2 separate regions of the Mus musculus genome follow, and region 2 is linked to region 1. The links are chromatin loops, found by intact Hi-C in ENCODE. Cell type or tissue: gastrocnemius. All regions are shown on one strand.

The links. Peaks named below come from ENCODE experiments on the same cell type or tissue, not always from the same donor. Only the 100,000 strongest peaks of a DNase experiment are listed, where the experiment ranks them.
Region 2: it touches region 1 in a loop (2.2-fold over the local background); 2 of 42 quality-filtered maps call a loop at or near these places.

Annotation. Positions count from the first base shown.
Region 1 is chr3:100,188,448-100,190,947 of GRCm38, reverse strand. It overlaps Gdap2 (ganglioside-induced differentiation-associated-protein 2), which reads right to left. Exons shown (of 14, transcript NM_010269.3): 9 at 1-62. Among named protein-coding and RNA genes, the nearest start is that of Gdap2, 27 kb to the right of the region's middle. In gastrocnemius, a CTCF peak has its summit at 1,242 (motif pointing left); a DNase peak (open chromatin) is centred at 1,251.
Region 2 is chr3:100,484,311-100,486,810 of GRCm38, reverse strand. All of the region lies in intron 1 of Tent5c (terminal nucleotidyltransferase 5C), which reads left to right. Among named protein-coding and RNA genes, the nearest start is that of Tent5c, 3.6 kb to the left of the region's middle. In gastrocnemius, no CTCF peak of the experiment used is centred here; a DNase peak (open chromatin) is centred at 1,383.

The DNA.
Region 1 (2,500 bases):
CTTTCAGAGAAGCAATATCAGACAGGTCTTCAGATCTTGCTTGGCATAACCAGCGATTATAACTAGATAAATAAAAGATATAATCATTATAGCAAACATTTGGAAGTTACTTTTTAACAAATGGAACCCATTTTTAATGTTTTTTTTTTTCTGATCACAAAGAACTCAGGCTTCATTACAACAAAGAGTTAGAGGCCACTGCCCCATGCAGAACTGCAAGCCATTGATAGAGGTGCATTAATGAGAAGACGTGTATATAGCAATGACTTGAAAAAATTCTCACTGTAAGTAAAGACTATATAGATAAGTGGCTACAACATCAAGTATTCAAAACAACATAATTAAAGAATATTCTTATTTTTCCTTACTACAAAAATGTAACAAGAAAAGCCTCTGTTGGGTTGCCCTGTCCTGTTTAACATGAGGGCTTTTGTCTTATCGTATCTTGTTTTGTCCTGTTTGGCTGTTGTCTCTTGGAGGCTTGCTCTTTTCTGAGGAGAGAGGGAGAGTGGCTCTGGGGGAGAGGGACGTTAAGAGGGAGCTGGGAGGAGTGTGGGGGGCTGTGGTTGGTATGAGGAGAATCTAGTTCCAATAAAAATAAAAGAAATAATTTAAAAAAGTTCAATAACTAACATATTTGGATAAAGCCCATTGTTCAGCCTGGAAATGCAAGGTTTTCCAGGCCTGATGCAAACGCTGCATCCTGCACTCAGTTATGTCCTTTTGTGTCCTCCTTCGCTATAAATGAAACGGAGCTTTTGTGTGTATACATCGTGCTAGTCTCTGTTTTACTAGATGTACCCCAGCACAGTGCTGGCTATGTTAGCAAGGGCTTAATGAATACTTAATAATTAATGAAACGATGCCTTTGTGTGAGAAGTCCCGTTAGCATCGCAGGCAACCGGGTGCCAATCCTAGCAAGGCCCATATGGAAAGGAACAACCATGAACAACCCATAAACCATGACGTGAGCATTTTAAAAGCGCATATGCGCAGAGTCAGATCACCATGTTTGGCAAGGGAGTCCAGTTTCTTTCTACTGAAAGGAAAATGTTTGCCAGATGGCACTACATTTGACCAAGTTTAGAAACTATTATTTATTAATTAATTATATTTATTTACACCCCAAATGCTGCTCCTCTCTCCTAGGCTCCCCTCTAGAGAAGATGCATCTAATTCTGTTTAGAACCCACTGAGCCTGTCATGTGGTTCATCCTTTGGAAAACTTGTTTACTGGCTCCCTCTAGTGGCCAGTCTGCTTTTTCTCCCAAATAAAATCAGAGGAAAGACCTGGGACTGAGGAGACAACATTTTAATTCTGGCTGGGGAAGAGGGAACCATTTTCTTCAGTGCTGTCACAGTGGCTACGCTGAATGGAATCCAGTTAATAACCTCCCTCCCAGGCTCATGGAGGCAAGGCTACAGAGCAGACAGTCATGAAAGAAGAGGAGGGGCTTCCTGGGAAGGAGGCAGGGAGAGGGAGGGGTGGGTAGGGAAGGGTAACAGAGGTGAAGATGATGGAAATATGTCATAGGAAACACTCAAGGAAATAAAACTTCTATGTTTGTAAGGGACTGCTGAGATGTCTGGTCCAACTCCCATTCAATGACTAGAGACTGGTACCATGGAAGTGCCCTATCGACAGAATGGTACGCTGTGCCACGCTGTGAAAAAGGAAAGCAGCAGAGGCAGGCATTCTGGACCCAACAGGTAAGGCTTGAGAGACATTTGCTTTCATCTGAAACCTGGAGAATGGGTAGGACTGAAGGAGAGAAGATGCTCATAGAAATGAATGGGGCGGGGCGAAGTCAACGCTCAAAGGTCAGTGCACTCACTGCAATCACTCACTGCAATCACTCACTGCAATCACTCACTGCAATCACTCACTGCATCACTCACTGCAATCACTCACTGCAATCACTCACTGCAATCACTCACTGCATCACTCACTGCAATCACTCACTGCAATCACTCACTGCAATCACTCACTGCATCACTCACTGCAATCACTCACTGCAATCACTCACTGCATCACTCACTGCAATCACTCACTGCATCACTCACTGCAATCATTCACTGCAATCACTCACTGCATCACTCACTGCAATCACTCACTGCAATCACTCACTGCAATCACTGTTGCTCACAGCCTATGAGACACTAGTCTTTACCAGCCCTAAGAGGGGATAGATAGCCATGTACAATTTACTTTTTTTTCTTTCTTTTTAAATTTATTTACTATATATAAGTACATTGTAGCTGTCTTCAGACACTCCAGAAGAGGGCATCAGATCTCATTACAGATGGTTGTGAGCCAACATGTGGTTGCTGGGATTTGAACTCTGGACCTCTAGAAGAGCAGTCAGTGCTCTTAACCACCGAGTCACCTCTCCAGCCCCTACTTTTTTTTTTCTTATAAAAATTGGAAAGTAGCCATCTTTACTATTAATCTTTGGGAAAGGTTCCATCTATGATTTTAAAAGGATTTCTTCAGGATGGC
Region 2 (2,500 bases), 300 kb before region 1:
TCTTTCCTGGCCTCCTGGACACTCTCTCCTCTCTCTTCTATCTCTCTCTGAATGTTTGGAGATTAATAGGGAGTGAGTCAGAATCTGAGGTGTTTCTTGGTTTAAAACTAGTCTGTTGGTTTTTTCTCATTATTGAGGTAACCGGCGAATAGGGGAGATGCCTTCTACCATCCCACTGTTTTGACTGTAGCTGTTGAAATCGTATTATGATGGCACCAGCTTTTCCATATTTGACGACGTGCTTGTGAGTTTAAAGCTACTTGAGAAAAGCTGACCTTCTAATTTCTTGAACCTGAGGTTTCTCCCGCTTTGTAACCTTTTGACTGGATGCGTTCATTGAAAGGGAGTTTTGGCTTAGAGTTCAAAAGGTTTATAGACAACATCTTTACATAACTCAGCTTTGTAATGGGAGTCTTCTGAAGTGTTTCAAATTAATATTCTGTACAGCTGGGCCCTGGGAGCTTGTTCTTGAAGTGTTTGCAGAGCGTTTTGAAACAACAGGGGGAAAAAAGCCCTTCCTATGAAGAAGTAATTACTGACACGAAGCAGCTCTGTGTAAGGGTGTTTTGTGGTTTCAGAGCATTTTGCACTGTGGTCCCTTTTTCTTGGATAATGGAGGTTGGGTCAGAAGGTGCTTCCTAGGTGGTATGTGCCAGGTGCCAGCCAGGCAGGCCAAGGGAATGATAGGCGAAAGGCCTGCCTGTGGAAGAGCTTTAGAGGTGAGCTCAGCTGGCCTGACTTTCTGATATACTTGAAGAACTTGTTTTTCTCTCAGTTGTCCTTGCACGTGGACCCCAGAAAAGTGTGGGTTTGTGGTCACTGCAAAGTCCTCACCCCTGCCTAGAAAGTGCATGCATGGCCTTGTGTGCAGACATGCGTCTGTCATGTGAATGCACACTCTCTCTGCTGGGTGCTGCCTGCTGTTCTTTGCGCAGGCGGAAGCATGCTTGAAGTGGCTGTCCTGCTGGATCAAGGGACTAGATGGAGCTTGCTTTCTGTGTCAGGAGCGCCTGGTTTAAAAGGCTGGATGATGTCTTGATCTTTTCAGTGAAACCTCTGTAGTGTAGGCTTGGAGCAGAGGAAAGGTGCCTGCATTGACCAACAGCTGAAACTCCTAAGGCTGGCCGGCTTCTAGCCCCACCCCTGAGCACCTCAGCCCTCCCTGTCCTCCCAGCCCCAGCTTGCTCTCTCTCTCTCTCCCCTGTGTTCACTCAGCTGCTTGCTCTGCTGACTCTTTCGTTTTGACTTTTTTGTTTCTCACTGTCCTCGCTGACCTGGTTTAGAGGGGACTGTGGACAGGAGCTAGATGAGAGCATCAGCCCGCCTCCCTGGCTCTGGCCAGTGCTCAGTCCTGTGTACTTGGAGCACTCAGCGCCTAGGATCTGCCCATCCCTGAGGACTCTAACCCTAACCCTAACCCTAACCCTAACCCTAACCCTAACCCTAACCCTAACCCTAACCCTGCCTTCCTCCAAGATTGTTATTTCCTGATGCTTTTTTTTTTTGCTGTCCCATGGGCAGGTCTTCCTTAGCTGGCCTCCTTTGCTGTGCAAAATACAGACTTAGATATTGGGAGAGAAAAAAATAAACAAAAAACTGAACACAGTCCATTCCCCCTGATCTCTGTGAAGGCTCTGATGGATCTCTCCTCTGAGAGGACTGCTTCACCATTCACCATACATCTCTCTACTCCAGTGTGTTATAGGATTTTTTTTTTCACATTTTCTTGTTTTTAAAAATTTAAAAATTTTAACATTGAACTGAAGGGCATTGTTGTTGTTGTTGTTGTTTAGCCATCCCCCATTGCCTCCTTGTCCGGCCCCATCATAAAAACTGAAGAAAGTTATCCAGGGATTATGAACCATCCCCCCATCCCACCCAGGATCCCTTAGCTTCCATACTTGGCCTTACAGGATGAGACCAGGTACCTTCTCTGTGGCCTGTCTGTCTGTCTCTGACACCCCTCTCCCCCCCCCCCCCTGCACTATGGTGACCCCTGCCCCTGTTTGTCATAGTTAGACATAGTCAGGCATCAGGACTCAGCAGCTGCCTGAGGCGCTAGTGCTAGCATGTGGATTATGGGGATATAGAGGAAAGAGTAGGGTTAAGAAGACACACGGTGTTTGCTCTGCCTTGTTCCTCTAGAAGCCAGCACCGCCGCTGCTGCTGTGTCCCATTCCAGACTGTTGTAGACTTTGTGCTTTTTCACTTGCCTCTTGTAGGCTGCCCCTCACTGGGGGGCACCTGGGCACTGATCCAGACAGACCCCTGACCACTTCAGGCTTTCATTTCTTTATTGTTAACTATGTAGCAGACAGAGTCAGTGCTGACCCAGAAACATATGGGACCAAAAGCCTGGTAAAGTTAAACAATAAATCGATTTGTCTGCTTAACTATTTTAATAATCTGTGCAAAACATGTAAAGGAGATATTTTCTTTCCTTCCTTTATATCAAGTCCTTGGAATCTATGCTATATTTTGTATATACTATGCACTTGTC